Regions from separate parts of the Homo sapiens genome. Here regions 1 and 3 are each linked to region 2. The links are chromatin loops, found by intact Hi-C in ENCODE. Cell type or tissue: B cell. All regions are shown on one strand.

Region 1 (2,500 bases), 130 kb before region 2:
TATTAAAAAAAAAAAAATTAGCCAGGCATGGTGGTGCGTGCCTGTGGTCCCAGCTGCTCAGGAGGCTGAGGTGGGAGGATTTTTTTTTTTTTTTTTTGAGACGGAGTCTCACTCTTTCGCCCAGGCTGGAGTGCAGTGGCTCGATCTCGGCTCACTGCAAGCTCCACCTCCCGGGTTCACGCCATTCTTCTGCCTCAGCCTCCCAAGTAGCTGGGACTACAGGCGCCCGCCACCATGCCCAGCTAATTTTTTTGTATTTTTAGTAGAGACGGGGTTTCACCGTGTTAGCCAGGATGGTCTTGATCTCCTGACCTCATGATCCACCTGCCTCGGCCTCCCAAAGTGCTGGGATTATAGGCGTGAGCCACCACGCCCGGCCGAGGTGGGAGGATTGAGCCCAGGTCGAGGGTGGGTTCAGTAAGCTGTGACTGCGCCACTGTATTACAGCCTAAAAAACAGAGCAAGATCCTTTATTTAAAAATCAACAGTCGTGCGCAGTGGCTTAAGTCTGTAATCTTAGCACTTTGGGGAGACCAAGACAGGCGGACCGCTTGAGGTCAGGAGTTTGAAACCAGCCAGGCCAAGATGGTGAAACCCCGTCTGTACTAAAAATACAAAAAATTATCTGGGTGTGGTGGCGCGAGCCTGTAATTCTAGCTACTCTGGAGGCCGAGGCAGGAGAATCGCTCGAACCTGGGAGGCGGAGGTTGCAGTGAGCCGAGATCACCCCGCTGCACTCCAGCCTGGCCGACAGAGAGACTCTGTCTCGAAAAAACAAAAAACAAACCAAAAAAACCCACCCACAACCAGAATCCTAAGGCAGTGGTGTGCTGAAGCGGCTCGTATTGGCTCATGGGAGCTGACCTGTTAACAATTCAGGATCTCGCAGGCAGTTGTTTAATCACCTGTACCTTGAAATCCGGCACGGTGGGAGCATTTACATCATGGAAATTGACAAAAGTCATATAGGAGGACTTTAATTTTATTCCAGAGAGTTCCTTTACTGCATATGGATTCTGGGGCCATGAAAAGGTAGAGAAAACCAGAGAGCAAGAGCCACCAGATGGAGAAGACAAGAAGATATGAGAGTCCTAAGGCCCTGTCTGGGGTCCTCGGGGGTCCCCTTTCTCTGTTTCACAAACACAGCACCGTGCTGGAGCCGGCTCCTGAGCTGCTCAACCTCAGAACTAAAATGGCCTCGAGCCAGGTGTGGTGGTGCATGTCTGTGGCCCCAGCTACATATGAGGCTGAGGCATGAGGATCCCTTGAGCCCCAGAGGTCGAGGCTGCAGTGGGCCGAGATTGTGCCACTGCGCTCCAGCCTGGGTGACAGAGCCAGACGTTGTCTCAAAAAAAAAAAAAAAAAAGAAAAAAGCCTCATATCTGCCAGAAGTTGCTACACCCTTTCTTCTCGCAGAAGCACAGCTAGGGTTGGTCAGAGAGTTTATTGGGAGACACAGGAACCAGAAGGGGAAAGTCCCAGGTGTCTGTGGGGTGCATCTCCCCTTGGTGTGAGGTGTCCAAAATGCAGTAGGTGGCGCTCAGGCATCAGTCCCCCATAGGCAGCCACAGGGCCTTGGTCCGCGCCACTCGCAGCCCCAGCTCTGGGCCTGCCCCCTCGGCCTCCTGGTCCCAGGCCCGCGGGCAGCCCCTGCTCGCCCACACCGGTTTGAGGTTTCCTGCCGAGGCCCACTCGACAAACTGGGAACCCTGAGGGGAGGAAGAGACGGGGGTAAGCACTTCTGCAGGCTTGTTGCTGAGCACCTGCTTCCTCCGCGATGAAGACTGTTACTGACGAGGGGCTTCAGGCTGGACCCAGGCTCTGCAGCTACAATGCCCAGCTCCTCCCAAGCAGAACTTCCAGATGGTAGGGAAAAGCACTGGACCCAGTGGTTAGGGAATTTCCTCTCCCTTAACAGCCCATGTTGAAAGGAATGGGCCCCAAGGCTCTTGTCAACAAGTTCACATCTGTTACCAACAGGAGGTTTAAGAGAGTGGACGGTGGGGCGCGGTGACTCGCTCCTGTAATCCCAGCACTTGGGGTGGCTGAGGCGGGAGGATCGCTTGAGTTCAGGAGTTTGAGACCAGCCTGGACAATATGGCGAGACCCCGTCTCCATTTAAAAAGTAAAAATTGGTTGGGCACAGTGGCTCACGCCTGTAATCTCAGCATTTTGGGAGGCTGAGGCAGGCAGATCACGCGAGGTCAGGAGTTCGAGACCAGCCTGGCCAATATGGCGAAACCCCATCTCTACTAAAAAAAAACCCCCAACAATTAGCTGGGCATGGCGGTGAGTGCCTGTAGTCTCAGCTACTTGGGAGGCAGGAGAATCACTTGAACCCGGGAGGCAGAGGTTGCAGTGAGCCAAGATCGTGCCACTGTATTCCAGCCTGGGCGACAGAGTGAGACTCTGTCTCAAAAAAAATAAAATAAAATAAAATAAAATAAAAAAAAAAACAGTAGACTCAACCAGTTGTGCTGGCTCACACCTGTAATCCCAG
Region 2 (2,500 bases):
AGTCCCTTGTCCTGGCCTTCCTGGCAGGTGGTGACAAACAGAGACACCCAGGAACTGCTGCTCTGCACCGCCTATGTCTTCGAGGTCTCCACCAGCGAGCGTGGGGCCCAGCATCACATTTACCGCCTGGTCAGGGACTGAAGGGGGACCCCAAAACTGGCTCACCCCCCAGAACACCCTCCTCCCAGGGAGGGTCCTCCAGCTCACCTCATGCTTCTTATTTGGGGAGAGGGCTGTGATGTAAAGGGGTTGACCTCAGAGGCCTAAGCAACTGGGGCCATCCCCCCCATTAGAGGGGCCCCCAAAACTTGGTTGGAGAGCTGAACAGGCTGGGACTGAGGAAAGGATAAACCCCGATATTGGGACCTCACAGTGGGTGTCTGAAAGGACAGATCACTCCGGAGTATCAGGGATTGTGGGGACAGGAGTGAGACAACCCCCCAGGTACAGCACTGGCTTTTCTTTTCAGCCCCTGACAGGCCACCCCCACTCCTCTGCATGTCTTGGAGAGCGCTAGTTACACATTGGCTTGTCCCCTTTACTTTTTCCCAGCCACCCCTCCCCCTGAAATTTCTGCCCCTCTCTACCACCCTCACTCCATGACCTGTGAGATCACAAAGTGAAGATGAACCCTTTCTGTGCAGGAGCAGAGCCAGGTGGGCCCTGGACATTTTTTTTTTTTTTAATATAACGAGATATTTATAAGTGGGTGCTAGGGTCTTGACTTTATCTCCGCTGCACAAGCAGTGTGTTGAACTTTCTAATCTCATCCCTCTCCTAAGTGAGCCCTGAGCTAGACGGTTTCCTTCCTCCCCTCTCAAAGTTTGTTTGTTTGTGTTCTGACAGAGGATAAAGCTATTTTACCAAAAACGCAGGGGATTTATTTGAGGTTTGGGTGAAAAATAATCTTGTGGGTGGTGGTAGGCCGACAGATGGGGACAGGAAGCTGTGGACGAAAGCCCCAGGTCCCGTGGGAGAGGTGACAGCAGCAGGGGCACGCAGCCACGTGGGTCCCCAGGGGAATGTGAAGGCGGAGGGCTCCAGGCGAACTGGGGATTAAACAAATATTTACAGGCAGCAGGGAAGTGCCCAGCGCACGTGACGGGGGCGGGGCGGGACTTTGGGGAGGGCGGGGCCTAACGGTATCGAGCGAGCCGGTTGTAGACGTGGTCCAGGTTTCTGCACAGGAATATCGAGAGCGTCATGAACCCGAGCTATAGAGAAAGGAGATGAGGTCAGAGAAGTCGAAGGGGTGCTGGCGAGACGGGGGTGATGCCCACCCGGGCGAGAAAGGTCAGGGGTGGGGCCGTGAATTGGGCGGGAAGGGGCTGGAGAAGGGGATAGGTAGAAAAGGGCGGGGCTCGACGGGAACTGCCGCAGGGCTGGCTGATGAGGCGGGAATAGCTGCTACAAGTGGGGGTAGAGGCTGAGAAGGAGTAAGGTCGGAAGCAAGCCCAGGGTCCTTTATTTTGGAGGCTCATCTGTCTTCCCCCTCTGCCTCAGCCTCTAATTGTGCCTCCTCTAATTCTGCGCCCGCACTTCCAGTGTCAGGCTGGTCCTCGTCTTGAACCCACAGCGGCCAGAGCCCCAGGGCCATGGGCAGCTTGCCCTGCGGTGCCTTGTCTCCCCAGTTGGGGCAGGCACCCGCCATGCCCCAGCCACCCCACAGACTGCCGCTGTGCCCGCCGCCGCCGTCAGCGATCAGGCTGGGCCCGGGGCTCGAATCCCCAGCGCCCGGCACGTGCGGCTCGCATTTCCGGCGGAGTGCCCTGCGCTGTAGCTGTACGCTCAGCACCATGACAGTCATCTGCGGAGAAAGGGGAGGGAGATCGCAGCCAATAGCAGGAGGCTTTCCCTGCGTACACCCAATCAGGGCTCCCTGAAGCTGGGCCGCCCCCACCCTCCGGTGCTGGGTGGAGCGGCGGGAGGGCCGGGGTGGGCTGCGCTCCGCCCTGAGCTCGTCCTTCCCAGGCAACCGAAGGACGCGAAATGAAGGGCAGGGCCATCTAGGGATTTAGGGCCGATCGCGGGTGGGGGCGGGGCCAGATCACCTCGAGTAGGCCGACGCCCAGGCAAATGCCCACTATGGAAATAAGGTTGTTGTGCAGCCACTTCTGGAGGCCCTGCGCGCAGCCCTGGGGGGTGTAGGGAAAAGTTAAAGGGATTCTTTCTGGGACTCTCAAGCCCAGGCCCAGCGTTCTTTTCAGGCCAACCCTCACCGTCTTCAGGCATCTACCCGCTCCCCTAGTCACCAGGGCACTCTAGTCTCCTTACTAGTGCACCCTCGCTTCACCTTTTCCAAGCCTGGCCCCTCCCTAGACATCTGTATTCCAGAGCCAGCCCAGCCTTTTCTTTAGGCCCTGCCCTTCCTGCAGACCCCGCCCCCTTCAGAGGGCCCCGCCCCTCCTGCCGTACCTTTCCTTTTCTCGTAGACCCCGCCCTTTCTCAGGCCGCTACTCACTGACAGCCCTCCCCCTCCCGCAGGCCCCGCCCCATTCGA
Region 3 (2,500 bases), 74 kb after region 2:
CACTTGAACCCAGAAGGCAGAGGTTGTGGTGAGCCAAGATCATGTAATTGCACTCCAGCCTGGGCAACAAGAGCGAAACTCCATCTCAAGAGAAAAAAAAGCATCCAACTGAAAAGAAGGAAGTCAAATTGTCCTTGTTTGCAGAAGACATGATCTTATATATAGAAAACCCTACAGCCTCTCCAAAAACCTGTTAGATTAAACAAGTTCAGTGAAGTTGTAGGACACAAAATTAACATACAAAAATCACTAGTGTTTCTATATACCAACACCAAACTATCTGAAAAAGAAATCAAGAAAACAATCCTGTTTTCAATAATAACAAAAATAAAATACATAGGAACAAATTTAACCAAGGAGGTAAAAGATCTCTACAATGAAAACTATAAAAAATTGGTGGAAGAAATTGAAGAGATTACTAATAAATGGAAAGACATCCAATGCTCATGGATTGGGAGAATTAATATTGCTAAAGTGTCCATACTACTCAAAGTAATGTACAGATTCAATGCAATTCCTGCAAAAATACCAATGACATTTTTCACAAAAAAATCCTAAAATTTGTATGGTGTAGGGACTAGCCCCACAGGGTCAGTGGGTTTTTCTCCGTGTGTGTGGAGATGAGAGATTGTAGAAATAAAGACACAAAACAAAGAGATAAAAGACAGCTGGGCCCGGGGGACCACTATCACCAAGAGGCAGAGACTGGTAGTGGCCCCAAATATCTGGCTGTGCTGTTATTTATTGGATACAAGACAAAGGGGCAGGGTAAAGAGTGTGAGTCATCTCCAATGATAGGTAAGGTCCCCTGGGTCATGTGTCCACTGGACAGGGGGCCCTTCCCTGCCTGGCAGCCGAGGCAGAGAAAGGAGAGAGAGACAGCTTATGCCATTATTTCTGCATATCAGGGACTTTTAGTACTTTCACTGATTTTGCTACTGCTATCTAAATGGCAGAGCCAGGTGTACAGGATGGAACATGAAAGCGGACTAGGAGCGTGACCACTGAAGCACAGCATCACAGGGAGATGGTTAGGCCTCTGGATAACTGCGGGTGAGCCTGACTGATGTCAGGCCCTCCACAAGAGGTGGAGGAGTAGAGTCTTCTCTAAACTCCCCCGGGGAAAGGCAGACTCCCTTTCCCAGTCTGCTAAGTAGTGGGTGTTTTTCCTTGGCACTGACGCTACCGCTAGACCACAGTCTGCTTGGCAACGGTTGTCTTCCCAGACGCTGGCGTTACCGCTAGACCAAGGAGCCCTCTAGTGGCCCTGTCTGGGCATAACAGAAGGCTCGCACTCTTGTCTTCTGGTCACTTCTCACTATGTCCGCTCACCTCCTGTCTCTGTATGGCCTGGTTTTTCCTAGGTTATGATTGTAGAGCGAGGATTATTATAATATTGGGATAAAGAGTAATTGCTACAAACTAATGATTAATGATATTCATATGTAATCATGTCTATGATCTAGATCTAGTATAACTCTTGTTGTTTTTACATATTTTACTATAGTGGAACAGCTCATGCCCTCGGTCTCTTGCCTTGGCTCCTAGGTGGCTTGCCGCCCAGAGTATGGAATAACAAAAGACCCTGAATAGCCAGAGCATTTTTTTTTTTTTTGAGATGGAGTCTCACTCTGTTGCCCAGGAGGCTGGAGTGCAGTGGCATGATTTCAGCTCACTGCAACCTCCGCCTCCGGGGTTCAAGTGATTCTCCTGCCTCAGCTCCTGAGTAGCTGGGACTAAAGGCGTATGCCATCATGCCCAGCTAATTTTTTGTATTTTTAGTGGAGATGGGGTTTCACCATATTGGCCAGGCTGGTCTCCAACTCCTGACCTCAGGTGATCCACCTGCCTCAGCCTCCCAAAGTGCTGAGCCACTGAACCCGGCTGATGTTGAGCATTTATTTATATACTTGTTGGCCATTTGTATGTCTTCTTTGGAGAAATATCTACTCAGGTCCTTTGTCCACTTTTTAATTAGGTCGTTTGGTTTGTTTGCTATTAAGTTGTATGAGTTCCATTCATATTTCGGATGTACATTGCAAATATTTTCTGATTCCATAGATTGCCTTTTTTTTTTTTTTTTTTTTTTTTGAAATGGAGTCTCACTCTGTCACCCAGGCTGGAGTGCAGTGGCGCAATCTCCGCTCACTGCAAGCTCCGCCTCCCGGGTTCATGCCATCCTCCTGCTTCAGCCTCCCGAGTAGCTGGGACTACAGGCACCCGCCACCACACCCAGCTAATTTTTTGTATTTTTAGTAGAGACGGGGTTTCACCATGTTAGCCAGGATGGTCTCGATCTTCTGACCTCGTGATCTACCTGTCTCGGCCTCCCAAAGTGCTGGGATTACAGGCGTGAGCCACCGCGCCTAGCCTCTTTTTTTTTTTTTCCTGCTGTGCAGCTTTGGCAGATGCTAGGGCTTATGGGGAATGGGGAGATGTTGGTTAAAGGGTACAAACTTTGAGTTATAAGATTATTAAGTTCTGGGGATCTAATATATAC

What was found. Hi-C counts contacts between places; a loop is a spot of excess contacts. Peaks named below come from ENCODE experiments on the same cell type or tissue, not always from the same donor. Only the 100,000 strongest peaks of a DNase experiment are listed, where the experiment ranks them.
Region 1: it touches region 2 in a loop (14-fold over the local background); 4 of 110 quality-filtered maps call a loop at or near these places.
Region 3: it touches region 2 in a loop (8-fold over the local background); 2 of 110 quality-filtered maps call a loop at or near these places.

The regions. Positions count from the first base shown.
Region 1 is chr19:49,469,515-49,472,014 of GRCh38, reverse strand. It overlaps ALDH16A1 (aldehyde dehydrogenase 16 family member A1), which reads right to left. Exons shown (of 17, transcript NM_153329.4): 17 at 965-1,709. The coding sequence ends at 1,548. Among named protein-coding and RNA genes, the nearest start is that of FLT3LG, 3.4 kb to the left of the region's middle. In B cell, a CTCF peak has its summit at 1,554 (motif pointing right); DNase peaks (open chromatin) are centred at 1,614 and 2,405; H3K4me3 peaks cover 465 bases; H3K27ac peaks cover 2,427 bases.
Region 2 is chr19:49,338,965-49,341,464 of GRCh38, reverse strand. It overlaps CD37 (CD37 molecule), which reads right to left. Exons shown (of 8, transcript NM_001774.3): 7 at 2,052-2,135; 8 at 859-1,214. The coding sequence ends at 1,137. It overlaps TEAD2 (TEA domain transcription factor 2), which reads left to right. Exons shown (of 13, transcript NM_001256660.2): 13 at 28-870. The coding sequence ends at 141. It also overlaps a transcript of SLC6A16 not described here. Among named protein-coding and RNA genes, the nearest start is that of CD37, 4.8 kb to the right of the region's middle. RefSeq lists an enhancer at 1,026-2,001. In B cell, no CTCF peak of the experiment used is centred here; DNase peaks (open chromatin) are centred at 1,004, 1,964 and 2,494; H3K4me3 peaks cover 1,956 bases; H3K27ac peaks cover 2,500 bases.
Region 3 is chr19:49,265,299-49,267,798 of GRCh38, reverse strand. All of the region lies in intron 2 of LOC107985340 (a long non-coding RNA gene), which reads right to left. Among named protein-coding and RNA genes, the nearest start is that of MIR4324, 42 kb to the left of the region's middle. In B cell, CTCF peaks have their summits at 1,045 and 1,246 (motif pointing left); a DNase peak (open chromatin) is centred at 1,228.